Regions from separate parts of the Homo sapiens genome. Here region 1 is linked to region 2. The links are chromatin loops, found by intact Hi-C in ENCODE. Cell type or tissue: psoas muscle. All regions are shown on one strand. Links, peaks and the distances in the headings refer to the core of each region. The heading gives the core; the rest is flanking DNA. Region 1 overlaps RBM20 (RNA binding motif protein 20). Region 2 overlaps SMC3 (structural maintenance of chromosomes 3).

What was found. Hi-C counts contacts between places; a loop is a spot of excess contacts. Peaks named below come from ENCODE experiments on the same cell type or tissue, not always from the same donor. Only the 100,000 strongest peaks of a DNase experiment are listed, where the experiment ranks them.
Region 1: it touches region 2 in a loop (2.6-fold over the local background); 2 of 110 quality-filtered maps call a loop at or near these places.

What each region holds. Positions count from the first base shown.
Region 1 is chr10:110,690,199-110,706,212 of GRCh38, forward strand. The region is part of intron 1 of RBM20 (RNA binding motif protein 20); the gene reads left to right. Among named protein-coding and RNA genes, the nearest start is that of RBM20, 54 kb to the left of the region's middle. RefSeq lists enhancers at 8,109-8,608, 11,420-12,026. In psoas muscle, for the core only: no CTCF peak of the experiment used is centred there; DNase peaks (open chromatin) are centred at 8,293 and 8,933; H3K4me3 peaks cover 98 bases; H3K27ac peaks cover 7,847 bases.
Region 2 is chr10:110,604,896-110,620,909 of GRCh38, forward strand. It overlaps SMC3 (structural maintenance of chromosomes 3), which reads left to right. Exons shown (of 29, transcript NM_005445.4): 29 at 1-1,153. Among named protein-coding and RNA genes, the nearest start is that of RBM20, 31 kb to the right of the region's middle. RefSeq lists enhancers at 6,362-7,299, 7,474-7,623, 9,532-9,581. In psoas muscle, for the core only: CTCF peaks have their summits at 4,915 and 5,574 (motif pointing right); a DNase peak (open chromatin) is centred at 4,936; H3K27ac peaks cover 1,600 bases.

The DNA.
Region 1 (16,014 bases), core at 4,966-12,965, 88 kb after region 2:
AGTTTTAGACCAGCCTGGGCAACACAGTGAGCCCTCCTGTCTACTAAAAAAATTTAAATTAGCTGGGTGTGGTGGTGTGTGCCTGTAGTTCCAGCTACTTGAGAGGCTGAGGCAGGAGGATCGCTTAAGCCTAGGAATTTGAGGTTGCAGTGAGCTGTGATAGTGCCACTGCATTCCAGGTTGTGCAATAGAGCAAGACCCTGTCTCAAAAAAAAACAAAAAAACAAAACCTGTACAATTCACTGACATTAAATAGGTTCACAAAGTTGTTTAACCACCCACACTATTTCCTTAACTTTTTCATCACCCAAACAGAAACTCTCTACCCATTAAACAAAACTCCCCATGTCCCTCTTCCCCCAGCTCCTGCTAACCTCTAGGCTACTTTCTGTCTCTATGAATTTGCCTATTTTAGGTATCTCATATAAGTAAAACCATACAATATTTGTCCTTTTTGTCTGGCTTATTTCATTTAGCATCGTGTTTTCAAGGATCATTCATACTGTAGCATGTATCAAAATTGTATTCCTTTTTATGGCTGAATAAAATATACTTTGTAAGTACAATATACGTATATATCACATTTTAGTTATCCATTCATCTGTTGATGGCCAGAAGCATCGTTTTCACCTTTTGGCTATTGTGAATAATGCTTCCATGAATGTTGGTGTACAAATATTTGAGTCCTTGCTGGACTTGAAAGACCTGAGTCAATACTTTTGGGCATATACCTAGGAACAGAATTGCTGGATCTTATGTGTTATGGACTGAATGTTTATGTCCCCTCAAAATTCATATGTTGAGATACTAACCCCCCATGTGATGGTATTAGGAGATGAGGTCTTTGGGAGGCTGTGGAGCCCTCTTGAATGGGATTAGTATCCTTATGAGAAGAGACACGAAAGAGCTTGCTCTTGCTCTTGCTCTCTACCCATACCATGTGAGGATAGTAGGAGAATACAGTCCCAAGTTAGAAGGAGTGCTTTCACCAGACACCAGATCTGCCAGTGCCCTGATCTTGGACTTCCCAGCCTTCAGAACTGTAAGAAGTAAATGTGCGTGTTCAAGCAACCTGGTCTATGGCAATTTGTTATAGCACCTCGAATTGACTAAGAAAATATGATAATTCTGTGGTTAGCTTTTGAGGAACTGCCAAACTGTTTCCCACAGTGGCTGAACCATTTTATGTTCCCACCAGCAATGCAAGAGGATTCCAATATCTCTACATTCTCAAACACACTTGTTATTTTGTTTGTTTTTATTATGGCCATCCTAGTAGGTGTGAAGTAGTATCTCATTGTAGTTTTGATTTGCATTGCTCTAATGACCAATGAGGTTGAGCATCTTTTCATGTGCTTATTGGACACTTGTATATCTTCTTTAGAGAAATATCTGTTCAAGTCCTTTACCTGTTTTTGAATTGAATTTTTTGTTGTTGTTGAACTGTAGAATTTCTTTATGTATTCAGAATATAACCCTTTATCAAGCATATGATTTGCATATATTTTCTTCCACTCTGTGTGTTGTCTTTTTACTCTCTTGATAGTGTCCTTTAATGCATGAAAGTTTTTAATTTTTATGAACTTCAATTTATTTCTTTTTTCTTTTATTGCCTGCGCCTTTTGTGTCATACCCAAGAAGTCATTGCCAAATCCAATGTTACGAAGCATTCCCCATATGTTTTCTTCTAAGAATTTTATCGTGTAAACTGTAGTTTATAATCTCAAGTTCTGGTCTTTGATTCCTTTTTGCATATTGTGTAAGGATCCAACTTCATTATTTTGCATGTGGATACCCAGTTTTCCCAGCACCATTTGTTGAAAAGACTGTGCTTTCCCCATTGAATGGCCTTGGTACACCTGTTGAAAATTGATCATATATGTAAAGATTTTTTTTTCTGGGTTCTCTATTGTATTCTACTGCTCTATGTCTGTCCTTATGCCAGTACCACACTCTTTTGATTACTGTAGCTTTGTAGTTAGTTTTGAAATCAGGAGGTATACATTTCCCAACTTTGTTCCTCTTTTTCAAGATTTCTTTGGCTATTTGGGATTTGTCCCTTAAGATTCCATGTGAAGTTTAGGATAAATTTTTCTATTTCTGAAAATAATGTTATTGGGATTTTGATAGGAATTACATTCAATTTGTAGGTCACTTACAATATTAAGTCTACCAATCCATGAACATGGAATGTCTTTCCACTTATTTTATCTTCTTTGAGTTTATTCAGCAATGCTTTGTAGTTTTCAGTGTAGAAGCCTTTCATCTCCTTGCTTTATTCCTAGTTTATTCTTTTTGATGCTATTATAAATGAAATTGTTTTCATAATTTTCTTTATGGATTGTTAATTACTAGTGTGTAAAAATGCAACTGATTTTATGAGTTGATATTGTATCCTGCATCTTTGCTATTTGTTTATGAGCTATAACCATTGTGTGTGTGTGTGTAACTTGAGGGTTTTCTACATATAAAACCATGTCATTTGCAAACAGAAATAGTTTGACTTCTTCCTTCTCAATTTGAATGCTTTTCATTTCTTTGTCTTGCCTAATTGCCCTGTTTAGAACTTCTAGTATTATGTTGAATAGAAGTGGAGAAAGCAAGCATTCTTATCTTGCTTCTGGTATTAGGAGAAAACTTGCAGTTTTTTGTTTTGTTTTGTTTTGTTTTACCATTGAGTATGATGTTAGCTGTAGGTTTGTTGTATCTAACCTTTATCATGCTGAGGAAGTTTTTTCTTCCATTCCTAGTTTATTGAGTGTTATTGTCATAAAAAGGTGTTGAATTTTGTCAAATGCTTTTTTGACATCGATTAGATGCTCATGAGGTTTTCCTTTTTATTTTGTTAATGTGGTATATTACATTGACTAATTTTTTTATATTGAACTATCTTTGCATTCTGTGAATGAATCCCACTTGGTCATAGTGTATAATTCTTTAAATATGCTGCTGAATTTGGTTTGCAAGTATTTTGTTGAGGATTTTTGCATCATATTCATAATGGATGTTGTTCTATCATTTTTCTTTTCTTGTACTGTTTTTGTCATGCTTTGGTATCAGGATTATATTAGCCTCATAGAATATGTAGGAAATGTTTTCTTCTCATCAAATTTTTGGAAGAGTTTGAGAAAGATTGGTGTTAATTCTTCTTTAAATGTTTGGTAGAATTTACCAGTGAAGCTATCTGGTCCAGGGATTTTCTTTGTTAGGAGGTTTTTGATTACTGATTCAATCTCCTTATTTGTTATCGGTCTTTTCATATTTTCTACTTCTTCATGGGTCAGTTTTGGTAGATTGTATCTTTCTAGGCATTCGTCCATTTCAAACGTGACCATTCTAAACTAAACTGTTGGCAAATTTGTTACTACTGTCTGTTTTATTGAATTACTTTCTTGTCTTAGAGTGAAACTCTCATTTTAAATGACATGTTATTTCTTTCCAAGGTAAAGTACCAAGGAACATGAGGCTTTTGCTTGTATATATGATTGTTAATGTGTATTCAATTTTTGCCAAATATTTAATAAAATATTTTACTATATGTCTTTTGACTCATTAAAAGTGGGAAATCTCATTTGTGTATAAGATTATCAGGCTATATAAAAATGATTCCAACATACCAGAGACATAGTTTAGATTACAGGGCCTCTGTGGAGTTTTTGGTAAAATATCATTATTGACTCACAATTATCCTCACTCTTGGTAAACTGACTGCTTTTATATGGTCCTTAGCCCATTTAATTTGTGTAGCAGAATGAACCAGTGTTATATTTGGCTCAAATTTAAATTTCTCCATTTTCTTATCAGACACTGGGTCAGAGAGAGCTAAGAGAAGCAACCAGCATCAGTGGGGCACAAGAGCTTTGTGACTTTCCTGTGTGCTTCTACCTGGTCTTCAGGATGGGTGTTTCCTGGTAGACAGTCATTCATGCAACAAGCATTTGCTGCCCTCTACCAAGCACCGTCTTAACCATAGGTATCCCAACCATGCAGAACACAGAAGCGCACAAAGCAGACAACTCCCTGTGCTTTGGGAGAACCAATGAACCCAATGAACCGAATGAAACCAAAGCCAAAAGGCAGCCTTGATCCCCCAAAAGAAATTGATTCTGTAACCCAAATTGTAAAGTTTAGAGCTTTGTATTTTTGTCCTATTAAAGAACTGAATTCATTCTCAGGCACTGCCATCTTTGTTGGGGCTGGGCTAGCTCTTATGTCAAAAGCTTGAGCAGCCACTTTTAAGAGGAAGGGGACTACGATGATGCAGTCAGTAAATTTGTGCATGGCCTTGGAAACCTTCCAGAATTGTAAGTGAAAGCTGATATTCTCTCCACAGAAGAAAATATAGCAAAATGGGAATCTAACCATTTCATTGGAACAGGAGATTGGACTCAAGTTACTAATACAGGAAAAGGCAAGTAGAGAAGGGTTGAGGTTTGAATTCTGAGCAGTTCTGCTTGAGGTGCAGAGCTGATGATGGTTTGGGTTAAGATAGCAATTTCCAAACCACAGCCCTCTTGCTAACAGCAAACTGGATTATACCATAAGAAGGCAACTAGTTCAGTTAGAACATACCTTAGTATTACATTTTAATCAGACACCACAAGGAGCTGACTGACGTTTAACTCCAGAGTTGTAACAATTTTGAATTGTTGAATTCAAAATTCAACAATTTTGAATTTTGCCCAAATTTAGGAAAGAATTGGAGTAAGTCAGGCTAGTGGCCTCCTATAGCAAGTCAGGAAAGATATACTAGCAGAGTATAGTGTCATGTCTGTGGTTCAAAGGTTGTGTCCTTACCTCTTGAGTTACATTTTGATTGACAGGGCAAAACTGAATTTTTCAGATATTGTCACTTCAAAGGATTCTTAAAACTCTGCCACAGGATTGATTTTTGTTACGATATCGTCAGGCAGTGAGTGAGATGACATCCTGAGGTGCTGAAATCCTTAAGTTTTCTGGCCCCTGCTGAGTGGATGACCCAAAGACCCCTGCAGTTTAACTGAGGTGTTTATTCATCTGCAGACTGGAAGCCAAGGATTGGAAATTTAACATGAAATAAATAATTAAACCTCACTTCCACAGGTGCAGAGGGCATAAATAATCTAACTGCATGCTGCCCAGGCATTCCATAGCATGGGCCATTTAGATTTAATGCCCAGGCACTCACTTGTAACTGAATATGTCGGAAGGTGGCTCCTGCCTGGGATGGGAACGGGTGCTATTTCAGAGCAGTGTGTTTGTCTGTCTGCTGGAAAGCTGCCTCCACCCTCAGACTCTTCTGGAGACCCTTTGCTGTCTTGGACTCCAGGGGAAATGTGTCCGCCCCTTGCCCAGCCCAGAGTACGAAATCTACAACCAACTCCTCTTCTGGTTAAACAAAGGAGGTGATGTATTGAAGAGAGGCCCAAGAGAAATGATTCATTTCATCAGAAATGTTTGGAGAAACAGATGAGTTCGCTGATGGGAGTGGACTTCACACACTTTGTTCTCAGAGTCATGAGTTTGAACCTGAGATCATTTGAGCATTGGGAAGTGGCTGAAAGTGGGTGTCATTTTCTGCTTTAACAGCAAATCTTGTGACAGGCACTGAGAGGTAGCAATCCATTTTCTGGTGACCAAGGGTAAGGATGCAACTACTAGTTCTAATTATGTCTGCATCACTTACATGGCTTTGCACACAGTACAAATGTAATAAAAATTTGTTAAACGAGTCACTGAAAGAACACTGATGCATTGTGATATTTTGTTCTTCCTAATAGTGGTCTTGCCTGAGCCAGTGTCACTCACAGTGGAGGTCCCTGGACCAGCAGCATCAGCATCTACTTAGGAATGCAAATTCTCAGGCCCTGTTCCAGAGCCAATCAGTCTCCTTAGTGGGCCCAGGAATCTGTTTTTAACAAAGCCTCTGGTGATTCTGATGCCTGCGGAAGCGTGAGCCACACTGGGCTAGAGTTTCTTTGGCCAGGGAAGTGATTTAAGAATTGTACGCATCCTTATTTCCTCTCCTCAGTAGGAAGTCACCATAGCTGGTTGCAAGAGAATCGCATTTTAAATCTTTAGATGTACATGTCCCCAACCCTACTCCCCCAGGACTTCTTACCCAGGACTCAGCTAGTCCCCTGGCTTTTTTTTCTCTCCAGATCTCATGTTTCCAGATTCTGTGCTCAGTCACTTCTTGGGAAATACAGATGGGGTTGGGAGGGAGGCATCCTCCCCTTTGCTGATTGCTGGAGGGGATTGAGCTGTCACGTCAGACCTCTGCTGAATGCCCACTGTGTGCAATGCCTGCACCACAGTGAGCAGTGCACAGTCCTCATCCCCAGGACCTCAGAAACTCCAAGGGTGGCAGACCTTGGAAGTGATGAAGGTGGGGATGAAGTGGCACTCACTGGGCTGGATCTAGGAGCACCCAGATGGGCCAAGCGCAACCGTGGGCTGGGGTGGAGTAGGAGGGCTTCCTGGAGGAAGTACTGCCTGGGCCATGGCTGATAGGGCAAGTGAGTGGCAGCAGGGTAAAGAGAGGGAGAGCCAAAGGGAATTTGAGGCTGAAGGAGCAGCACAGCTTAAAGCACACTCTGGAGAGGGTTTCGTCCAACTCTGGGGGACCTTTTTTGCTTTTTATGTTACTAGATATAGTAAAGTCTGCAACTCTTACTTTTACAGCTTGATGAATTCTCAAATGTGTGCTCATCCCTGTTACCACCACACAGACCAAAAGACTGGAGATTTCCAGCCTCCCAAAAGGGAGCCCATCCACAGCTCCCTGCCACCAAAGGCAACCCCCATTCTTACCTCTGTCATCATAGATTAGTTTTGTTGGGGACTTTTTTAGACTATCCACTTCTTAAGGAAAAAAACTTATCCTGTAGAGCCAAAGATGGCTCAGGCTTGATATGACTTTGAGTTATGTGTTTTGTTTGGTCTATGCAGAATTTTTTTTTTAAGCTCATTGCTCAGATTTAAAAGTTGGGGGATTTCACACAACAAAAGCCCAACAACACTGGGCTCGTGAACCTCAGCAGCAGTGCTGGGCTGTAGTCAGGTAGGAACCGTCCCCCTGAAGATGGGTGTCCATGCGTCAGTATCCCTGGCTGTTCCCCACTGCTCACTCCTAGCCAGCTGCACTTTTGTTACTTGCCTGGCCCACTTGGGCTTGGCCCATGAGTTTTCAATCCCTGCCTTTAAATATGGTTTTGTTTCTTAGTTTGGGGCCTCCTGCATGACTGAGGGTGCTTAGTAATTTCCTTGGTTCACTCTTCAGTGTGTATTGAGCACTAACTATGAGCCAGGCCCATGCCAAGAGCTGGGATACAGAGGTGTGCCCAGGCAGAGGGATTGAGGTATTGTTTGTTGTTTGCCATGCAGGCAGCCAGAAATGTGGCACAGTCCTACCTGCATGAGTTCACTTCTCACCACCTCCTTGGATGCCACCCATGCTGGTTGTTTCCTGGCCCCTGAGCCCACCTTGTTTCATGATCATCACACATCCACTGTCACTATCCCTTCATTTCCTCCCTGTCTGGTCCTCATCCTTCCCTCAAGCTTTTGCTCAAGTCTCACCTCTTCCAAGAAGTCTTCACTGACCAGCCCTTTCTCTTGTGATGCCTCCCTCCCCTGATTTTATCAGCGTATTCCCCACACCACAATCCCATCAATTCTCAATTATTTATTCCCTCACATTGAAGAAACAGGGGCCTTGTTTCTTTTTTTTTTTCTTTTTTTTTTTTGAGACTGAGTCTCACTCTGTCGCCCGGGCTGGAGTGCAGTGGTGCGATGTCGGCTCACTGCAAGCTCCACCTCCCGGCTTCACGCCATTCTCCTGCCTCAGCCTCCCGAGTAGCTGGGACTACAGGCGCCCACCAACACGCCCGGCTAATTTTTTTGTATTTTTAGTAGAGACGGGGTTTTACTGTGTTAGCCAGGATAGTCTCGATCTCCTGACCTCATGATCCGCCCACCTCGGCCTCCCAAAGTGCTGGGATTACAGGCGTGAGCCACCGCGCCCGGCCCTTGTTTCTTATATTAGTTATCACAGGCCCTATGGGCAAAGACTTCCCCTATACTTCCCAGCATTGCTCCAGCATGCCCTGCACAGTTCTGAGCTTATGGCAGATACCCAGGACACACAGGAGGTGGGCTGGGAAGGGCAGGGGAGCACCGGAAAAAGAGGCTGTGATGGCGGCCCCTGGGGAGGCCAGAAGGAGAGCACCAGGAGTTGCCCTCGCTGGCAGGAGCCTGGCAGGAACCCTGCCTGTCCTTGAGGGCCCATCTTCCTTGCAAGAGTGTTGACACCCTGTGAGGAGGGTGCAGAAACTCCAGCCACAGGGCCACAGACGTTCTGGACAGTGTCATGTGAGGTGGCATTGGAGCTTCTCCTCTTACAGCCTGACAGAGTGTCCCTTGGGGTGGCAGGTTCATTGAAGACAGCGTGGAACTGGATACAGAAGGTGTCATTTTGATGGCCATTCCTTCAGCTTTATGCCATGCTCCATAGACAGCCTAGGGTACCCCTCTCTGTCCCACTTTTAGTTCCTCAGTGATACAGATTGCTAAAGGCAACTCAATTGCAAATAGCCCCGCACCATGTGACACTGCCTCCTTGAAAAGTACTTCAGATGCTGGCAGAGGATGGTGACCTTTCAGTGGTATATGCCTGCTCTCAGCCCAGCCAGACAGACCACTGCCACAGAGGTGGGAGAGGCAAGAAGAGCCTTTAACTTAAGGGCACTTGGCAAAGGGCTGTCTCATTTGCTAGGGTTCTGTTATATGTCACTTGGTGTGCAAGCTTCCAAGAACTACTTGGCTTCCTGACAGGGAACATGATAGAATGTCAGGACCTAAGCTAATGTAAAATATGCTTTGGCCAGCCAAGTCATGCACAGGCAATGCAAGAAGCCATTGGTCGTTCACACGTCTGCGCCATGTTAGACGGGGGCTCCACTGATGGACTTAACCTTTCCAGACCCACGTGATGATGGAGATCCGGCAGGCAGTGGCTTCTTACTCAAGGCATGCTGATTTTGAAAAGTATGAGGGCATCTTTAAAAAAAAAAAGTGCATTCTTTTTTTTTTTTTTTTTCCTGAGACGGAGTCTTACTCTTGCTCTGTCTCCCAGGCTGGAGTGCAGTGGTGCAATCTCGGCTCACTGCAATGTTTGCCTCCTCCTGGGTTCAAGTGATTCTCATGCCTGAGTCTCCCAAATAGCTGAGATTACAGGCGCTGACCACCACGCCTGGCTAATTTTTGTATTTTTAGTAGAGATGGGGTTTCACCATGTTGGTCAAGCTAGTTTTGAACTCCTGACCTCAGATGATCTGCCTACCTCAGCCACAAAAAGTGCTGAGATTACAGGTGTGAGCCACTGCACACAGCCGTTTAAAAAAACAAAACAACAACAAAAAACAAAAAAAACCAAACCTGCATTCTTAAAGGGTACTTGTTTCCTGTCGCTCTTTTTTCCTTTATACGGTGGTCCCCCCTTATCCATGGAGGATATGTTCCAAGACCCTCAGTGGATACCTGAAACTGCAAATAGTACTGAACCCTATATATATATACTATGTTTTTTTCCTATACATAACATGCCTATGATAAGGTTTAATTTATAAATTAGGCACAGTACTCTTGTGCGTTGGGGCCATTATGAAGCGAAATAAGGATGTCTTGATCACACGCACTGCCGTATCATCACCGTTTATCCTATCATTGAGGTGGCTACTAAATGACTTGCGGGTGGGAAGTATAGACAGCATGTATATGCTGGACAAAAAGGTGATTCACGTCCCGGGTGGACAGAGCAGGATGGCCCAAGACTTCATCAGACTACTCAGATCAGTGTGTAATTTAAAACTTACGAATTATTTATTTCTGGAATTTTCCATGTAATATTTTTGGACCACGCTTGACTGTGGGTAACTGAAAGTTTGGAAAGCGAAACTGTGGGTAAGGGGGGACTACTGTATTCCCCTCTTCCTGTTTTTCACCTCTCCCATGCCTCCCCCTAGTCCCTCCCATTTCTGTGTCTTTGTGTTTATCTGTTGAGCCTTTGGCATGAACACCAGACAAGGTTGGCTGGGTTTATAGGTGCTACATTTTTTCACTTGGGCGCTTCAGATTTAGATAATAGGATACAGAGACCTAGAGGTTTCATCCAAGTTTCAGCCTTGGGCCAGTTAGGGAGTGTGGAATTGGCAACCTTTTATGACTGTTAAGCAAAATCTTTGCAGAGGAGCTGTACCAATTAAGAAATCCTTGGCTGCCAACAGGAACCCCAACAGTGGCTTAAACCAGAGGGACATTTCTCATCTCAACATGAAACCTGGAGGCAGAGGCCTAGGTTTGGTTTGGTGGCTCAACAGGGTCTTTAGGGACCCAAAGTCTTTCCATCCCCTACCTTGCCACGTTCCATGATGTTTTTGTTCTTATGCCTATGGCCTCCTCTTCACAGGACAGTGACAGAGGCCCCAGGATTACCTACTTACATGCCAGCAACCAAAGCAGGAAATGGGATGGGCAACAAATAAAAACCCTCTTTGGGCCAGGCACGGTGGCTCACCCCTGTCATCCTAGCACTTTGGGAGGCTGAGGCGGGCGGATCACCTGAGGTCAGGAGTTCAAGACCAGTCTGGCCAACATGGTGAAAGCCTGTCTCTACTAAAATAAAAAAATTAGCCAGCCATGATAGCGGGTGCCTGTAATCCCAGCTACTTGGGAGGCTGAGACGGGAGAATCGCTTGAACCCGGGAGATGGAGGTTGCAGTGAGCCGAGTTCATGCCACTGCATTCCAGCCTGGGTGGCTGAGAAAGACTCCGTCTCAAAAAAACAAAACAAAGCAAACAAACAAACAAAAACCTCTCTTTGCTTCTGCCTTATCTGGGAGGGGAAATTTTCAGACTCATTGCAAAGGAAATGTCATTTAAATGTGAAAACTGATGCACAGAGCTGAGTCATTTTGGGATACCTGTGTGAGCCGGGGGTTCCATTTTCCTGGTGACCCTTCTCAACTCCGTTCCCAGTGGTTCTTTCTCAAAATTACAGATTGTGAAGAATTTTTTTTTTTCCTCCTAGTTTCTTCCAGCCTGGAGTTCACAGTGGGGCTTACTTCTCACCTGGTCAGCCAAAGCTTAACTGAAAATCTCCAAGAGTTCCTGTCTTTAGAAACCCATAAAGTCCGGTCCTACTCCCTGGTACTGATTCTCCTTTTTTTCTGAATGGTACTCGCATCAGCCTGGACCACGGGGAACATGCTGTTCCCATCATTTACCCCGTGTATGAGCCGGAGATTTCACTGTTAGTGTTAAGTTACAGTGCCTTGCTGGTTGGGAGCTTGCCTTTTGAAAAGTTCAGGTCCAGCCCTCCTTTGCCTTATCTTGGGAAATGACTTTCTGCTAAAATAATTTCGGTTTGTACATATGCATGTCCATGCACACACCCCAGCTCCACACCATCCAGTGGGAAAGGGAGTCAGGGATTTCATGGTAGCTGTCATTTTGATGAATGTCCCTGTGTCCACCCACAGAGGCCGTGACATTCCTGCCTTTCCCACTTGATAATCTGAAAATCTCCCAAGCCTGATTGCCTTGCTATAGGCCTGCAACCTGGAATGCTGCATAGGTTCTGAGTTTCAATCCCCAGGGTCCGCACTGGCCAGGATCTGTAAGAGCCTGTGGGCTTGATGCTGATAAGGCAGAGAGCTAACGGGGGATTATCAGAGAGGGAGAGTGCCAGACAAGGTGCATTCCTCTGGGGATAGAGCAGCAGGACTTTGGGAGCTGGGACAATTGTGTGAAGCAGGACGTGATTGCGTGGTCTTGTTTCAGCCAGCCTCAGCTATCCCCTTTTATCTGCCCCCAGAGGCACTGTGCTTTTTAGGCCTCCTCACCTTCCCTCTGAAATGTGCTCCCCAATGTGCCCACCTCTTCTTTCTGTTTTCCAGCCTCTGCTGGGCAAAAGTGGGAAGTTGCTCTCAAGTGTTAAACGTGTTCACTCTCACCAAGTGGAAGATTTTACATTAGAATTCAATCATTCTGTTTACTTCCTTTAAAGTCGAGAGCGTATCAGCTGAGTGTGGTGGCTCACACCTGTAATCCCAACATTTTGCTAGGCCTAGGTGGGAGGATCACCTGAGGGCAGGAGTTCAAAAGTGAGACCCCCCCATCTCTACCAAACAAACAAACAAACAAACAAATTTGCTGAGTGAGATGGTACACACCTGTAGTCCCAGCTAGTCTGGAGGCTGAGGCAGGAAGATTACTTGAGCCCAGGAGTTTGGGGCTGTAATGGGCTCGGATGGCGACCGTGCACTGCAGCCCGGGGCGACACAATGAGGCCCTGTCTCTAAAAAATACATAAATGAAGTTGAAAGCATGTGAAGTTTATGATTGGCTTTGTGATCGGAAGGATGTGTCATGCTTTCCCCTGGGTGTTGGGAACCTTCTGAAAGAACTGCTGTCGGAATTCAGGGTCTTCTGTGCCTGTCCACCCACTAGCCCTCATGGGCGTAATGCAGAGATCTCAGAAGGGAGAGCTCTGGATCCAGACTGCTTATGTTGGAATCATCTTCCACCCACTTACTCACTGTGTGCCCTTTGGACAGTTATTTAACCACTCTGCACCTCAGTTTCTTCATCTGTAAAATGGAAATTATGGTACATACCACATATGATTGTTAGAAGGAGTCAATGAGTTAACCTTTAAGTACTTAAAATGGTATCTGGCAATTAGTGAGCACCATGTAAGTGTTTGCTTAATAAATATTAAGAGTTTGGGGTTTGGGGTGGGTTTTTTTTCTTGTTTTTTTTTTTGTTTTTTTTTTTGGTTGGCTTAATACCTTTCTAACTGAAATTTTTGTTGAGATAATTGTAGATTCAGATGCACTTGTAGGAAATAATTTAGGCCAGGTATGGTGGCTCATGCCTGCAATAAAGCCTCACTTTGGGAGGCCAAGGCGGGTGGATCACCTGAGGTCAGGAGTTCGAGACCAGCCTGGTCAACATGGTGAAACACCATCTCTACTAAAAATACAAAAAATGAGCCAGGCATGGTGGCAGGCACCTGTAATTCCAGCTACTCGGGAGGCTGAGGCAGGACAATCGCTTGACCCCAGGAGGCGGAGGTTGCAGTGAGCTCAGATTGCGCCATTGCACTCTAGCCTGGACAACAACGGTGAAACTCTGTCTCAAAAAAAAAAAAGAAAGAAAGAAAGAAAGAATTTAGAATGTATCAGTTAAAAATAAAACTAAAAAAGGAAATAATGATGAGATTTCCCATGTACCATTTATCCAGTTCCCCCAGTGATAACAGTTTGCAAAACTGTAGAAGAGTATCACAGCCAGGATATTAACATTGTTACAATCTACCTCTCTTATTTATCTTATAAAAGATTTCCCATTTTACTTCTACTCCTTTGTATGTGTGTATATATTTAGCCCTATACAATTTTATCACACATGTAGGTTCATGTTTCCAGCACTACAGTCGAGATACTAAATAGTTCCATCACAAGGATCTCTTGCTTTGCCTTTTACAACCACATCCACCTCCCGCCCTTTGACGAAACACCTGGCAGGGACTAATCTGTTCTCCATTTCTAAAATTTTGTCGTTTTTAAAATGTTATATAAATGAAATCAGGCCAGGCATGGTGGCTCATGCCTATAATCCCAGCATTTTGGGAGGCCACGGTGGGTGGATCACTTGAGGCCAGGAGTTCGAGACCAGCCTGGCCAATATGGCGAAACACCATCTCTCCTAAAAATACAAAAATTAGCCAGTTGTGGTGGTGTGCACCTGTAGTCCCAGCTCCTCAGGAGGCTGAGGCAGGAGAATCACTTGAACCAGCAAAGTGGAGGTTGCAGTAAGCTGAGATCACACTACCACACTCCAGCCTGGGCAACAAAGCAAGACTCTGTCTCAAAAAATAAAATAAAATAAAAGCAATAATACAGTGTGTAACCTTTTGGGACAAGCCTTTCCACTCAGCATAATTTCCTGGAGATTTATCTAAGTTTTTGAGTGTATCAATGGTGCATTATTTTTCCTTGCTGAATAGTATTCCAGGGTATATATGTACCACAGTTTGTTTAACCATTCACCTATTGAAGGATATCTGGCATCTTTCCAGTTTTTGGCTATTACAAAGAAAGCTGCTATGAACATTTGTGTACAGGTTTTTGTGTGAACATAAGTTTTCATTTCTCTGGGAAAAATGCCTAAAATGCCTAAGAGTGCAATTGCTGGGTTATATGGTAATTACATGTTTAGGTTTACTACTTTAATAATTATAAAAAACACTTTGTTATTTAAATTTGTACCTCCCAACAGTAAATGGATGTTCCACTTTTTGACTTGCAGCTAACATTGTATTAGTATTTGTTAAATAAATTAAAACAGACCACTGGCTTTTACAATGTATCCAGGACTGTGTAAGAGGAAAGGGAGAGGAGGGGATTCAGATGGTTTGGTGACAGTTCTTGTCTTTAAGACATGTGTCATCTTAGCTCTGGGAATTGAGTGGCTGGAAAGAAGAGCCATTAGACTGTGTGCAGGCAAATTATAGAAGGCCTGAAACAGCCCAGAGGACAGCCATGTGGGAGGTGGGAGATGAGGACAGAGTGGAGGTTTGGAGAAGCCTTGTCAATGTTGGTGCCACCGATGGCTGAGTTTGGAAATTTTATGGTCTTTTGTATTTGACAAAAAATTGGAAATATTTGAATTTGAAGAAAAGCCATTGATTTTTCATGGAATATTATATGTTTTTGGTTAAAGGTAAGGATTATTGCAGTGATAAATCCCTTTGAAAGGGTATACTTTTCTTACAAGAAGAAAACAGAAGCATGGCCTTGCTGGAAAATGGCTGGTTTTAGTGACTCACCATTGTGAACAAAAAGTTCGATTGTTGGCCAAGTCACAGAGTGGTTTTCCCGGCCTCCAGCACGATGCTGGTTCTTTCTGTGGATTGGGTCATTTTGATGGAGTGCAGTGAAAGTTCACATAATGTGTTTGACGCCTGGAACAGATAATTTTTCACATTACTGTCCTCTATATGACAACATTATTTTCAATAAAAACCATGCAGTCAGCAATAATTTTCTTGATTTTTTTCTTCAGTTTGTAAACAATGAATGATTGAAGAAGAATGGATATAAGTTTTAAATATACTACTCAGATCCAATAAAATATTTCACATCTGAATTAGCATCTGATTTTTCATTTTTATAATCACTGTGCTATCACTGTTTATACCAAATCTGTTTTAACCAGTGAATCGATAATACTGCAGGGATTGGAGATACAAACTGTGTTGGAAATGGAATTGAAAATGAATTGATTCTAAACTAGTATGAATTTATTTTCTAAATCTGTGTGTGTAGGTGAGTCTGGATTTGCATGAGCAACTACAAATCCAAGAGTTCTCCAAATAAATTTCATGTAAATACCATGCTTATGAAAGCGTAAGTAATACACATATGCTAATTTGAAACTTACATATATATTAATCTCAACAGTGGTTGCAATAATTGTTTGGAACCTAAACCAACAAAACAATTGTTTTTGTGAAGGAGTAGCTTCTCATTGACATTGTTTAGACTACTGACGCTTGGCCGGATGCAGTGGCTCATGCTTCTAATCCCAGCACTTTGGGAGGCCAAGGTGGGTGGATCACTTGAGGTCAGGAGTTTGAGACCATCCTGGCCAACATGGTGAAACCCCCATCTCTACTAAAAATACAAAAATTGGCCGGGTGTGATGGCAGAGTCTTGTAATCCCAGCTACTTGGGAGGCTGAGGTGGGAGAATCGCTTGACCTGGGAGGTGGCGTTTGCAGTGAGCCAGAATCACACCACTGTACTCCAGCCTGGGTGACAGAGTGAGACTCCATCTCAAAAAAAAAAAGAAAAAATAAAAGAACTGCTGATGCAGATGACTTTTAGTAGTTTTATTCCTGTTGTAAAAATCTCTAGAGACAACATCCTACCTTATTGCCTGCACTGGGGTAGCAGTTTGGTTGTGTAGC
Region 2 (16,014 bases), core at 2,572-10,571:
TTTTTCCACTAAGGCCCTTTTTCTTTTCTAGGATCCCACAGAGGATACATTACATTTACTTACATCTCCTCTAGTCTGTGACAATTTCTCTGTCATTGTTTATCATATCTTGACAATTTTGAATAATATTCACATATTTTGTAGAATGTCCCTCAAATTAGGTTTGTCTAATATTTTTCTCATGGTTAGATTGGAGCTAATACCACAGAAGCGAAGTATTCTCATTACCTCATATAATAGTACATATTATTAACATGTTTTATCACTGATGTTTACCTTGATCACCTACCCAACATTGTACTTGCCAGGTTTCTTTGTTGTGAAGTTACATTTTTTTCCCTTTCCATACTACTCTTTTCTTTGAAAGTAGGTCTTTAAGCACTGGGGGTCTCCTGTGACCCTGGAAAACTACCTCAATAGTCCTCGTAGCTTTTTGTAGATTCTTTGAGATTTTCTACATAGACAGTCATGTCATTTGCAAGAAAGAGGCAGTTTTATTTCTTCCTTTTCAAATATTTACCTTTAATTTCTTTTTCTTGATTTCCCCTGGCCTGAGTTTATACTGGTTATCTGCAGGAGAATTTGTTAGGAGCTACTCTTCCATCATTGGAAACCAGAAATACCTAAAGAGATACTTTTAAAATAAAGAAATAGTAATGGGACTTTAAATTGAATTTAAAAATGTGAGTTTACTTTGGGTTTTCATTTTGACTGGCTGAATCTTTAAATGTTCGGTGTATTATTTATACTTTGTAGCTTTGCTATAACATAACTGATCTATAATAGAGAATTTGGTATATGTTCTATCTATGACTACATTCAAAGGGTTACGTAACTATAATATCTTTCTAATATTTCTACCATTTTTCTTACACATTTACCCAAGAATTTTTCTCAAACAACTACCTAAGAATATTCATCATGAATGCTTGGTGTATAGTTTACGATTTGTAGAGTTGCTCTGATATGACCAACCCCTTATAATACAGAATTTGGTGTAAGGTAAGTTCCAGGATTCAATTCAAGGGATGTTACAAACATAACATCATTCTAGAACTTCTTAATATTGTTCTTAAGCATTTCCCCAAGGATATTAGTATAATGAAATGCCAGTAAATTTATAACAATAAAGCATCTAAATAATGAAACAAAATTTTTGTAAAAGCCTATATTCTTTGCGATATCTTAGTCATGAATTAATTCTAATGAGACTGAATAGAAAAATGTGACAATCCTGAGCATGCTTAACCCAGAAACTTAGAGGAAGGACAGACATTTACCCAAGGAGTTAGCCAGTGATTCATAAGAAAATCTATGCTTCTCTTTGGCTGGATAGTCCTTTCCTCAGAGTAGTACTGATTCTTCCACTTTGAGATTTTGTTAATACTGTTACAAATACATTACATTCACCATAGTGGAATTGAAGAACATATATTTTAAGAGATGGTGGGGGGGGTCTCATCCCATCACCCACGCTGGAGTGCGGTGGCAGGATCACAGCTCACTGCAACCTTGAACTCCTGGGCTCAGGTGATCTTCTGCTTTGGCCTGCCAATATTAATATTTTGGGGCATTTCCTTCAAATCTTCATAAAAAGTTTTGTGGTTTATGTTTATTCTAGGTGTATAATTTTATATCTTAGATTTTTAATTTAGTAATAATATAAAATATTCCTGTTTTAATGCTTTGGAAACAAGATTTTAATAGTCATATACTATTCTGTCAAGTAGAAGTAGCATAATTTACTTAAATATCCCACTGGAGGCTTAGATCGTTTTCTTTTGGCTAAAGTACCAAAAATGAATTAAAAAACAGATCAACATTTTTATACATAAAACTCCCAACATTTAGGATTATTTTCCCAGCGTAGATTCCTAGAAGTCAGAGTGTGAATATTTGTAAGGATTTTTGTATACTCTTTATGCTCTTTTTGAAAAAAATGTAAAATATGAAATGGTTAGTATGTAGGTTAAGGATTTGTCTACTCAAAATTAGTGAAATAGTAATTTTAGAAAATGATGTAATTTATAGAAATAATTTTACTGTGAATAATATAATCAGTAGAAAAGGGAGAAATAGAAAGGGAGGATTTCTTTTTTAAGAGTAAGCAATAGCCGGTCGGGCACGGTGGTTCACGCCTGTAATCCCAGCACTTTGGGAGGCCAAGGTGGGTGGATCACAAGGTCAGGAGATCGAGACCATCCTGGCTAACCTGGTGAAATCCCGTCTCCACTAAAAATACAAAAGATTCTCCGGGCGTGGTGGTGGGCGTCTGTAGTCCCAGCTACTGTGGAGGCTGAGGCAGGAGAATGGCGGTAGCCCGGGAGGCAGAGCTTGCAGTGAGCCTAGATCGTGCCACTGCCCTCCAGCCTGGGCGACAGAGCGAGACTCCATCTCAAAAAAAAAAAAAAAAGCAATAGCAAACGGGTCTTTGGAAATATTTAGTTAATTCTTAAAAGGTGTTTCTCTTTTAACAACTATCTAGGCCAGGCGCGGTGGCTCGGTGCCTGTAATCACAGCACTTTGGGAAGCTGAGGCAGGCGGATCACTTAAGGTCAAGAGTTCAAGACCAGCCTGGCCAACATGGTGAAACCCTGTTTCTACTAAAAATTAGCCGGGTGAGGTGATGCGGGCCTATAGTCCCAGCTGCTTGGGAGGCTGAGGCAGGAGAATCATTTGAATCTGGGCGGTGGAGGTTGCAGTGAGCTGAGATCGCACCACTGCACTCCAGCCTGGGAGACACAGCGAGACTCCGTCAAAAAAAAAAAAAAACAAAAAAAAAACCAAAACTCTCTTAATAAAAGGACTAGTACTTTGATTCAGCTTCCCACAAAGGGAGAATACCAGTGTTTAAGTAAAGTGAACAGTATTCAGATTTCACTATCACCCAGCAAATGGTCTTACACAGGATACAGCTTCCAGTTGTTGGGTGCTTGCCACAGAGGTGCAGAGATTATGTTCTGTCTTAAAGATTTAAGAAATCATTTTCTTAAAAATTCTGCTAGGTATAGTGGTTCATACCTGTAATACCAACATTTTTAGAAGCTGGAGCAGGATGATCATTTGAGCCAGGAGTTTGAGACCAGCCTGTGCAATGTAGTGAGACCCGATTTCTACAAAAAATTTAAAAACTAGCTGGGTTTGGTGGCTACACCTGTAGTCCCAGCTACTTGGGAGGCTGAGGTGGAAGGGGTCACGAGCCTGGGAGGTTGAGGCTACAATGCGCCATGATCATGCCACTGCACTCCAGCCTGGCAACAGAGCAAGACCCTGTCTCAAAAAAAAAAAGTGTTATATTTACGAAATAATATTCATTCTGTATCTTTTTACTTAGGCGTATCTCCTTATCCTGGAACACTGATAATCCAGGTTTGTGTATTTATGCTTAGTCAGCTATCTTAAATGGAGGGAAGTGCAAATGGAACCAGTTGCACATTAATGCAGTTTAAATGGTAACAGCAAAGTGTTAGCCTGCTGTTAAAAGTTAGGAGGATCTTTCCTTCCCTACTTGGTATTTTTTTCTTTTTTTTTTTTTCTCTTTTTTTTTAAAGAGAAGATAGGGCCTTACTCTGTCGTTCGGGCTGGAGTGCAGTGGTTCAATCATAGCTCACTGCAATCTCCAACTCCTGGGCTCAAGGGTTCCTCTCAGGGCACCTTCCCAAGTAGGTAGCTAGAATTACAGGTGTGTGCTAACACACCGGCTGATTTCTGATTTTTTAAGTAGATGGGGGTGGGGTCTCACTTTGCCCAGGCTGGTCTCGAACTCCTGGCCTCAAGTGATCCTTGGCTTCCCAAAGTGTTAGAATTACAGGTGTGAGTCACTGCAGCTGGCCCTTTTTTGTTTTAAAATTATATGTAATTAGGTGGAAATTATCCTCTCCTTTTGTGTGAAGATTGAACAGTGATATCCTTGTTTCCTTAGTTTTATCTTTTGGAAGAAACAATTCTTCTTTTCATCCGGGAAAAGTAAGAACAGAATCTGTTTCAATTGCCTATTGCCTAGAAGTGTTACAGCTTTTATTTTGGTCACATTAAGTAATTCTTGATAAAGTGGTTAACATTTCTAGAAGGAATATTATTTTGGCAAGAGCTCAGATTTCACAAAACGTGTCTTAAAAATGGCTTTCGGCCAGGCGTGTTGGCTCACGCCTGTAATCCCAACACTTCGGGAGGCCAAGGTGGGTGGATCACGAGGTTAGGAGATCCAGAGCATCCTGGCTAACACGGGGAAACCCTGTCTCTACTAAAAATACAAAAAATTAGCCGGGCCTGGTGGCGGGCGCCTGTAGTCCCAGGTACTCGGGAGGCTGAGGCAGGAGAATGGCGTGAACCCGGGAGGCAGAGCTTGCAGTGAGCTGAGATTGTGCCACTGCACTCCAGCCTGGGCGACTGAGCGAGACTCTATCTCAAAAAAATAAAGTGGCTTTCATATCTCCACTTTTTCTAAGTTAGGACTTTGAAGGATATATTTAGATCCAGAGATACAAAATTTTTTAGTTTAATACCTTAATTTTATAGACGAGGAAATCTGAAGCCCAGATTAGGTAAGTGACCCAAATGAATAAATGAGCACACACAGCTTAATAACCCACAGAGCCAGAACCAAGTCCTGGCTTTCCTTCGCAAGCAGGACAGACTCTAATACATTAGCTCTTTTTTTCTCCCAAGTTAACTATGAAAATGGGAGAGAGATAGTACAGTGTTGATTGATCCTCCACATGACACAGAGAAACAGATTTTAAGGGCACAATTCACCATCTCTGGTTTTCTTTGCCTTTTGCCTCCCCACTCCTCCTATTTTCTTTAGACTGCACTTATTTAGGTACACTCTGATCACTTATCTCAGTGTCTTAGGGGGACTGGATTACTCCTGGCTGCCAGTCTTCTGCATGAAAGATGCCAGCGTTGCTCCATAAATCTGCCACCATGTGGCACTCACTCTCCCCTTCCTAGACACAGAGTCTCCTGGGTGTAAGAGCCCTTGTGGCAGCCAGTAATTGCTCAGGGACATGAGGCAGCCTAGCGATTAGGTTTGCAAGAAGCACATGGATTTATTTCCTCTCTCAAGTCCTCACATTGGTTGGTATAACTCTATTATTGGAAAGAGACATTAAGGTTTGAATGTTATCTCATGGATACTTGTGTGTTCAGATCAGTGCCTGGAAAGTTGATTATCAAACATTAAAGTGTACAGTGATCACAAGTCCTGCTTTGGCTTTATAAATATACACCTAAAATTATTCAGTAATTAACAATGATGGCGGTAAAGGCTGGAAACATGGAACTACATATGGGTGGAAAAAACCCACCACCATAGAAAATTGAAGGACACGGGTTTAAGGCAAATCATTTGGGACTAAGTTAACAGAGGCAGTTAAGGTATAATGTACTAAAGGTCCCTGACACTTCTGAGGCAGAGGCCTTTGCTAGGAGAGGTCTTCAAACACAGGAATCTATCGTACCACTTCAGAATTAGAAATGATGGCTGCAAAGGTAGATAAGGCTGAGGCTTTCTTCATCATTGGGCTGCTGCTTTGTCTCCCAGTAATTACTTCACTTTTTTCCCAGAGCCACTAGAGGGGGCCCTTGACACATGCCAACCCCTCCATTTTTTCAGTCTAGTTTTTCAAACTCTAGTTTCTTAGAGTAGAGTTCCAGGAGCAATGAGATGGTCAAGGTGTGACATTCTTGAGATTTCTCTGTTGCAAGAGTTTGAGCTACGTGTTAACTGCAGCTCAGTAATTGGATGCTTTTAGCCAAGGTACCTAGTGCTTGCAACAGGTTGGATTGCTGCTTAGAAAGGTATGCAGCAGCTGTTTAATGGGATCTTGTTAACAAAATTTGCAGTCTGTATTAGGGTTCTCTAGAGGGACGGAATAGGATAGATGTATATATGAAGGGTAGTTTATTAAGGAGTATTGACTCACATGATCACAAGGTGAAGTCCCGCAATAGACTGTCTGCAAGCTGAGGAGCAAGGAAACCAGTCAGAGTCTCAAAACCTCAAAAGTAGGGAAGCCAACAGTGCAGCCTTCAGTCTGTGGCTGAAGACCTGAGAGCCCCCGGCAAACCACTGGTATAAGTCCAAGAGTTCAAAAGCTGAAGAGCTTGGAGTCCAATGTTAGAGGACAGGAGGCATCCAGCACGGGAGAAAGATGAAGACTGGAAGTCTCAGGAAGTCTGCTCTTTCCATCTGCCTGTTTTATTCTAGCTGCACTGGCAGCTGATTAGATGGTGCCCACCCAGATTGAAGGTGGGTCTGCCTCTCCTAATCCACTAACTCAAATGTTAATCTCCTTTGGCAACACCCTCACAAACACACCCAGCAACAATTCTTTGCATTCCTCAATTCAATCAATTTGACAATATCAGCCATCACAGTCCTTTCTTGCAGTAGCCCTACTTGTTTCTCCTCAGAGCAGTTTTTTCCTCTATACTTTCTCAATCTTCATATAAACCCAGAAGAGTTTGTTCTATTATAATTTTCCTCATTTGCTCTGTCTCTAACCTTGCATCCCTTAATTGAAACAGCTTCACCTATGTTGCTTTTCAGTTTATCATTTTTAAGTCATCTCCCCAACAAGACACTCCGAATCAGCGTCTCTTATGTTCTTTCACAGAGTGAAGGGAATACTTGCTTCTTTTCTTGTTAGAAATCTTATTAGAATCCCTGTAGCCTTGCGATTATGTGGCTGTTATGTGAGATTATTATGTGCTTTAGGATTGTTCCAGAAGTCCCATTTCCCTACTGCTTAAGAATAAAGGGTTCATCCCCATGGTGAGCAGGCATGTGGGAGCCCACACACAGCCCTGCCCCTGTACCTCAGCACAGGGGTCACACAGCAGGCTAAATCTCATCCTCTGAGATGCAACATCTGCCTTGACACTGATGGGAATGCTGGCATGACCGTGGAGCATGGCCTTGTGATGGACAGAGCTCATCTCATTTGTGAGATTCTGAGAAACCTCAAAAAAGAGAAACCACTGAAGCTGGTGCCAAACAGGTCTTCTCAGTGATCCTTGCCTTTTAGTTTTTCTTTTTCTTATGCACATGCTTCTAGGCAGGGGGTCTGTTCATCTAACTTCTGCCCTTGGCTAAGTAGATGAAAAAGAGGGGTTCATTGATTTCAAGTAATTTCTTGATCCCTTGGGGCAGAAGGATTACAGTCTTTCAGAGATAGTTTCTTTTTGTATATCAATGTATGCACCTTGTGCATAATAATTACCTACTAGCTACCAGATGTGCGCTTTTATCGTCTCTCTTAAGGGCAGTGACTTTGAAGTGGGTGGTGGTAACCCCAGTTTGCAGAAGAGGAACTAAGTTTCATGAGGGCAAAGTAACTTGTCTAACAATTTCTGTTGGAAAGCAGTGGAACTGAGAGTAGAGTCCTGGCTTATCTTAGTCCACCAACCTCTCTAGTTGCCATTTTAAAATTCAAAATGAAACCAGTGCCAACACTTGTAGACAGACCAGCCACAAGGAAGGGCAAAAAGCACCTTTGAACCAGATGGTTTCAGAGCTGTCTACAAATCTGGGCTGTATTGTTTCCTGCTGTCTCCATCCTCACAGCCTTGGGACGCCATGCCACAAAAGCAGGAGGCTTTGTTTGAACAAGATCCTGGGTGATGGAGGCTCTTTCAGATGGCACCTGAGGAGGAGCCCCTTCTCTTGCGCTGTATGCCCCACGTGCATCTTGGCAGAGTAGTTGCCAGCTGAGTGCCTTTGATTCTGCTATTCTCTAGCAGTTAACTTTCAACTCCTCTCACCTGGCCCAACCCTAGTCTCTACTCCCAGTTTTGAAAAGGAAAAGACTAGTGGAGGATTGGTAGTGGGAGGACTGGGAAAGGTTGCACGCCGAGCACTACACTACCACTGCCCTGTGCCTGTTCCTGACCCTGCCGCTTAGCACTCTGCTTTCTCGCAGGAGCCTGGCCCAGCCCTGCTTCATCTGCCCACTCTGAAGAGCAGGATTGTGGTTCTGCCCCCAAGCATTTCATTTCTCTTTTGGTTCTCACATCCAATTAAATGTGTTTCACTTTGTAGTTTGTAGGTATAAGAGGGTTTTTTGTTTGAGAAAGAGTCTTGCTCTGTAGCCCAGGTTGGAGTGCAGTGGCATGATCTCAGCTCACTGTAACCTCTACCTCCTGGGTTCAAGCAATTCTCCTGCCTCAGCCTCCCAAGTAGCTGGGATTACAGCCTCCTGCCACCATGCCCGGCTAATTTTTGTATTTTAGTAGAGACGGGGTTTCACTATGTAGGTCAAGCTGGTCTCGAACTCCTGGCCTCAAATAATCTGCCCCCCTCGGCCTCCCAAAATTCTGGGATTACAGGCATGAGCCACTGCACCCAGCCATAAGAGGGTTTTTAAGGAGACACTTGGGACATTTGACGTAGGGAGGTGTATTAGTCTATTCTCACACTGCCATGAAGGGAATACCTGAGACTGGGAAATTTATAAAGAAAAGAGGTTTAATTGACTCACAGTTCCACATGACTGGGGAGGCCTCAAGAAACTCACAATCACGGTGGAAAACACCTCTTCACAGGCTAGCAGAAGAGAGCCTAAGCACCCAGTGAAGCGGGGGAAGCCCCTTATAAAATCATCAGGTCTCGTGAGAACTAACTCACTATCACGAGAGCAGGATGGGGCAAAACCACCCCCATGAATCAATTATCTCCACCTGGTCCCTCCCACGAGATGTGGCGATTATGGGAACTACAAGATGGGATTTTGGTGGGAACACAGAGCCAACAATATCAGAAGGGATATGGATGTTGACAACTCAAAACAGTTCCAGGTAGCCAAGCTGTCAGACACATTAGGGCAGGTGCAGGGGTAACAATTTGCCGCAAGGCTAAAGGCTCTGCAATGTGTAAGACACACCCCTTTTCTGTGCCCCTGTACTCTATTTTAGCTCCAACAGACTTAGGTCTAAAGAACGTGCAAGGTCAGAACTCTCTTCCTCTTTTTTTTTTTTTTCCCTGCTTCTAGGGGTCAGAAAAAAACTCATTTCTGAATCAACCCTGTGCTTTTCCCCAGTTATTTTCCTGTCACTTTAAAAACAAATACCCATTGTCTTCTATTATTTTAGAGTGAAATGTCCCTTTAAGACCCTGTACTCTGTAAGTTCTGTGCTGGGGCCATGCCTATCCGTTTTTGTTTTTCTTATTTTTACCCAGTGTTTGTCGAATATACAGTAGCTGGCACTTACTGAGCACTGACTATGTGTCAGGCTCTATGCTGAGTAATTTCTGTTCTTTGTGGCAGACAAACCTCACAACAACCCTGAAAGAATTACTGTTCTCTGCATGTTCCAAAGGAGTGGACTACACCTTAAAGAGGTTATTACCCATCATGGCCATGCAGCTGTAAGTGGTGGAAGCCAGCTTCACCGCAGGCCTCGTCCACCTCAGAGGTCCACAATGACGGGGAGCCTCTCTGGCGATGAGTGAGTGTTCCACCTGTGGTAGGCTAGCTCCCACAATACCCTGGCTGCTTCGCCCCTCAGAGACTGCCCCACAGACGACTGCCGTCTTCACCATGGTTCTCTTTAACTAGATTCTACCCATAGAGAAATGAGGAATGGGTGCTGGAGAGAAGCTGCACTCTGTGGAGCCCAGTTCATCTGCCCCCGATCTCCCCACCCCGGGGTGAACCTAGTGGTGAGGTAAGATTCTGGAATAGCCTTGCCAGAACTTTGTCTAGAAATGTGTGCAGAACCCAGCGTACTATCTTGTTAGCAAACTGGAGAGGTTCTAATCTAAACCTACCCAGTCCTTGCCTCATTATCAAATTCACTTGAAAGAGTGATTTTTCTAGTCTCTCCCCTTGGAGATTCTACACTGGATCTCGGGCAGGGCCCAGGAGGGCCACAGGTGAGACCTGCTAACCAGGGAAATGTATTGACCTCAAAAAGTGGAGTTAGGTGGGCTAAAATTTTGACCTTTGGAAAGGATGGTTTGTGAACCTGGGAGACATCCTTTTTGAGGCATCTATACAAAAGAAAGCAGCAGAGATTTTTTGTTTTGTTTGTTTTTATCCAATGAGGAAAGTGGAATTTATCTTTGGTAAATAAACAGTGGCACAGCAACTGGGTATAGAGGGGAGTCTCTGAAACTGGCAGAATTTTAGACAGAAAGGCCCCCAAGCTGGAGGGCTGGGGTTACAGAGATGAGTGAGCCAATGTCTGCATCCTGACCAGCCACAGTAATGTGCTACTGCCCCATTTTACTTGGGGCTATTAAGCTCATTCCTTTCTTGAGTGGAGAGTAATTTTAAACCAGCCAGTTTGATTCATCAGCCTCCTTATTAGAAGAAACCTGAAGCTCACAGCTGATGAGTCTGTGCCAGCAGCAGCTCTGAGGGTGGGACTTGCTGGTAATCACAGCCCTGGTGGTGCAGATATGCTGCTGGGGGGCCTTATGGCTGCTCCTTGCCACCTGATACTGTCCTTGTACCAGTGGTTTCTAGGGTGCTTCTGTTAAAAGCTGCTGTGGTCACACATGAAGTGTGACCAACTCCATAGTTGTCTCCTCTAGCCCAGCCCACCAAGAAAAACCCTAATGGTCCCTGCCCAGCATTCAGAACTCAGACTTGAAGCATCCCTGATCTCTGAGTCCACACCAGGCCCTGTTCCAGTAGGAAGCCCCAGGTCTGGTCAGTCTGTCACAGGCCTCATTATGATTCAGCTTGCCTTCCAGAAGGCTTCCCACCCTGCTGCCTTCATTCCTGGACCTGAGGAGCTGCTCCTTGCAGTCTGCCATCTTCCATATTCACCCCCACCTCCTTCAAAAAACTCGTATCACCAAGACTTCTGGAACGTTCCTTTTACTACATGAGAATTTTTTTGAGGTTTCTTTTCTTTGAAACACTCTCTCATAGAGACCAGACTTCCTCATCCACCTTCTCTCTCAGGTTTAGGAAGAGGGACCAATGAGCTCCTGGCTTGGTGGCCACTTTGCTTGACCACTGTTGTTTAGCCATCACCTCTTCCAGTTCTGTCTGCTCCTCTCCCCCACCTCCCCCACACACCCCCACCCCACATATTCCCACCAGCATCCTCAGCACCATTTACTCAGGACACAGGGGCACTTCCTGCCTTAAGCTCAGTCTTCTTCTCCACCCTACAGCCTGTCATCCTTCACAGTGACTTCAACCTTCTTCCTCCCAATTTCCACCCTCAGAGGTCCTCTCACCCCAATTCTGACATCCTCTGGAAACTTGAGATCAGCGTTGAAGCATAATTTTTGCAAAGTTGAAATCATGATTCTCATACAGGCTATAGTGAGAATTTGTCAGGGACTTATTAATGAGGGAACCAGCAGGATGACAAAAGTTGTCTAGGACATTAACCTTTGGGCTTATCTTTTCTTTTCTTTCTTTCTTTTTTTTTTTTTTGAGATAGAGTCTCACTCTGTCACCCAGGCTGGAGTCAGTGGTGCAATCTTGGCTCACTGCAACCTCCACCTTCCAGGGTCAAGCGTTTCTCCTGCCTCAGCCTCCAGAGTAGCTGGGACTACAGGTGCCCACCACCATACCCAGCTAATTTTTGTATTTTTAGTAGAGAGGGGGTTTCACCATATTGGCCAGGCTGATCTTGAACTCCTGACCTCGTGATCCACCCACCTTAGCCTCCCAAAATGCGGGGATTATAGGTGTGAGCCACCGCGCCCGGCTCTGGGCTTATCTTTTCTAGCAGACAAGAGTCACTTCCAATTTACCAGCCTCTATTTCCCTGTAAGTTAACATCTCATTTACAGAGTCTGGGTCTAATCAGTAGAAAACAGTGGGTCAATTGAAGCTACTTTCCCCTGGAGAGTCAGATGACCCTTAGAGGGTCTGTTGGACCATGCTCTAGTGTGGCTTTGAAAGAACATCCAGTGAGCTTGTCATGTCTTTCCAAGTATTAGATACATTTCCAAAACATAGGAAGCTCCTCTGACCACCCACTTCAGGCCTCAGAGCATGGCCATGAGGAAGGCAGCTCATGGACTCTCAGGGTAGAAGGCAGGCCTGATAAGGAGCAGCTCAGGTCAAGGTCCATGTGTGTGTGGGATGGTGGGAAGGAAGGGAAAGTGTACAGGGAGTGGGGTTAGGGACCTGCACCATAGGGATGAATGATAGATTTGGGGAGTGACTCTTTGGTTTTATTCAACAATCATTTGGTAAGGACCTGAAATATAAAAACCTGTAAGTTTGATGCTTTGATTAACCAATTTTTCTGATGGGAAAACTGATTAGGAACAGGGTCGAGCATGGTGGCTTATGCTTGTAATCTCAGCTACTCAGGAGGCTGAGGCAGGAGGGTCACCTGAGTCCAGGAGTTCAAGACCAGCCTGGGCAAAGTGAAAAAAGTCTTGACAAAAAGTTAAAAAAAAATTATCCAGCTGTTGTGGTACACGCCTGTAGTCCCAGCTACTCGGGAGGCTAAGGCAGGAGGATCCCTTGAGCTCAGGAGTTGGAGGCTGCAGTGAGCCCTGATTGCAACACTGCACTCCAGTCTGGGCAACAGAGCGAGGCCCTGAGACTCTGAGACCCCATCTCTGAAAATAAAAATAGATTAGGAAAGAGTCACCAACTAAGCGGGAAAGACCAGTATTACCAGGCCTATGTGGGAGCTTCCACATCACTCCACACACTGACCCAACTGTGTGGGAGGCCGCTGAATGGGTGGTAGAGGTGACACTGGATGTGTGTGTGTGTCAGTACACACTGAACACTGAAGTGGGAGGTAGAAGGGACACTCTGTGTGTGTGAGTGTGTATTGTGTATAAACACACCCTGAGTGGGAGGTTGAGGTGACACTATGTCAGCATACGTATGTGTATGTGTGTGAGCACACACTGAAGTGGGAGGTAGAGGAGACACTCTGTGTGTGTGTGTGTGTGTGTGTGTGTGTGAGAGAGAGTGAGCGCACCCTGAGCGGAAGGTAGAGGTGGCACTGTGTGTGTGTACATGCTCATGTACTGGATGGGAGGTAGGAGGTGACTTCCTCCAGCAGCAGGTGCAGAGCCCAGGCCTGGTGTGGTCTGACACATCTAAACAAAGGCAACTGCAGGATTCCACACATCCTCACTGCAGGGCCCTCATTCCTGTCCTTCTTCAGCACCAGCTGCCTTGGACCCCAGGGAATGAGCTCAGCAAGCGGGGGCCACAGCAATGACAGCAGCTGGCACGGCCTTTGACAGATTTGTGCTCCAGCTTTAGCACTGTTCCCAGGAAGGATGGGTCTCTGCCCTCCTGTGGACTGGAAGGAGGAGGAGGAGGAGGTAGGGAGGGGGGTAGTCTGGGGCTTGTAATTGGATAGGAGGCTGTGATGGTGGCAGCTGTGGCAGGGGCCTGAGGAGGGGGCTTGGGTGGATGGAACGAGGTTGGGCCTGGGGTTTGGACTCATTCATCACCCTGGAGGCAGCTCTCCTGGGCACTGGAACTCTCACTCTCACGTCTACTCCAGAGTCCCTCATGTCACCCACACAGCCTGTGCAGGCATGATGTTTCCTAAGTGGGGAGAGCCCCAGGAAGCACCCACTCATCGAGGGAGACAATACACATAGACTCTGGAAAAAGGCGTGGGTTTTGAGTCTCAGCTGTGCAACTTGTTAGTTGTGTGGTCTTGGGCAAGTCTGTTAACCTTTGCCTCCATTTCCTCTCTGGTAAAATGGAGACATCACACGAAACTATCTAAAAAGGTGGCTTGAGAATTATGTGTGAACAGAGTGCCTTGCGTGCAGTGCTCGCTATGTGAGACTTAGGTTTAGCTTTTTGTGCCAGTTGGCAGCCAGGTTACCTTTGTAATATTTGGGGCTGGGTAAGTTTGCATGTACTCACTCTGGAATGGGCTCAACAGCAGCTCCTGAAGAGGGAAAGTTTTCCTACAGTTATTTATTATTGTGTAACAAACGTCACCAAAACTCAGGTAGATTAAAACAAGCACCATTTGATTGCATCTTATGAATTTGAAGATCGGAAATCCAGGCAGGACTCACTAATGAGTGGTGGTTGCCTAAGTGGGATGGAGAGGGCAGATGGACTGGAGGGCCCAAGACGGCATCGCTCCCGTGTCTGGTGTGTGTTTAGGGGAAGTGAGAAGGCTGGACTCAGAGATGCTGTCAGCCAGAGGCCTGCAAGTGAGTTCTCTGGCCTGGCGGTCTCAGCGTGGCTGGACTTCCTACATGGAAGCTCAGGTTTACAAGAGGGAGTGCTAACTAATGGCTAAAGTAGAAGCTGCTAAGCTGCTTATGACCTAGCCTTGGAAGTCCTAGAACATCACTTCCACATCATTCAATTTGTCAGGTGAGGTACTAAGCCCAACCTAGTTTCAAGCAGAGGGGAATTTGGCCCCACCTCTCCATGGAGGAATAGCCATGATTTTGCAGCCGTCTTTAATCTACCACAGCTACCCTCAACAAGGATCTTACAAAGTATTTCTCTGCATAGAATATTTCCAGGGCCATCTTGGGAGAGAACTAGATCAGTACTGGATCAGCCATCAGGAAACCTGGTGTTTGAATCCAGCCAACCATCACTTTGAGCTCCCATTACACTAAAGACCCTATGCCTGATGCTGGGAACTTGAAGGGAGGAAAGAGTGTGCTCCTGGTTTCTAGATCTCTGCCTGGATTTGCTTCTAATGTAGTGACCTCAGGCAAATCATATCCCTTCTTGGTGCCCACTTCCCTAGTGAGTAGGACAAGAAGGAGCATGGATTTGCTGCCCATGAGCCCTTTCCTAGCACCAGAGCCCTGTGAGGCTGACTGGCACTACTGGGGAAACAAAGAGACCTCCCTGGCCTCATGCCAACTTTCCAGCTGGTTCCAGAGGTGTCTATGCACCTCTCATCTTTAGCAAAGTCAGAGAAAAACAGCTTCACAAAGCTCCACAGGGAAGAGGTAACCTGGTCTGCCTAGAAGATTCTCAGCAGGACTTCTTTAAACTGCCAGCTCTCCCAGAACTCTGGAAGAATTGGATATACAAAAAGGGAATTCCTGGCCCTTTCTCAGCAACACTGAGACATAAAGCCCCACTTGCTCTGTGAACTCCAGTATGTTGAGGAATGAGATTTGCAAGTCTGGCTGAGCCAAGGTGTCAAGGGGGAGAGCCCCAGGCCATGTGGAGCCCCTCTACTCACTGGCTGTACACTGATCTCCTTGCCTGGAGAGGTCCCCAGAGCAGGCAATCAGTCCAGATGGGGATCTCCAGAAGGCTTAGCAGACCACCAAGGCCCCAGCCTCTCCCCTTCAAGACCACCCTGGAGTCTCAGATCCTCTGGGTATCTATGGGCCAGGCCATCCCAGTGAGGGAGTAGGGGAGCCAGGTTCTGACCACCAGTGGAGGAGGTGGGGGAAGGGAGTGTAGGCAGAGTGCTCTGGCCTGGAGCCAGGCTGTGGGATTTGCAATTATCCGGGGGCCTGTAAATACTTGGAGCCGCTTTTTAATCTTGAGGCCACGAGTAATTGAGCCAACTGTGTGTTGTATCCTACAGCTGGGCCCTGCTTCCTCCCACTCACAGACACACACACATTTATTTACACCTGTTACACACACACATACACACCCCATTTAGAGAGAGAGAAGTACCTTGTATGGAGTGTTTATACTCTGTGCTAGCTGTGCGTTAGGTGCTTTTCGTACAATATCTCATTTAATTGTTACATCAACTCTGTAAGGTGGGCCCTAATATCCCCATTTTGCAGAAAAAGAAACTGCCCCAATGGGAGGTAAAGTAACCTGCCTAAAGATCCACAGCTCATAAGTAGCAGAAAGAGGACTTGAGCCCCTATTCCCCTCCCTACTAGCTCAGGCCCTTCCATAGGCTCAGTCCAAGGCGGCTAGACATTGCCTGACATCACCTCTCTTTGGTATCTAATGGGGACATTGGACGTAAAAATGACTACACATCTAAAAGAAAAGGTTGATAAATTCTTTAAAAAAAAAAAGAAAAAAACCCTGCGTGGCCAAAAAGTACACCATAAGCGAAGCTAAAAGACAAGTGTCAAGCTAAGAAAAAAACATG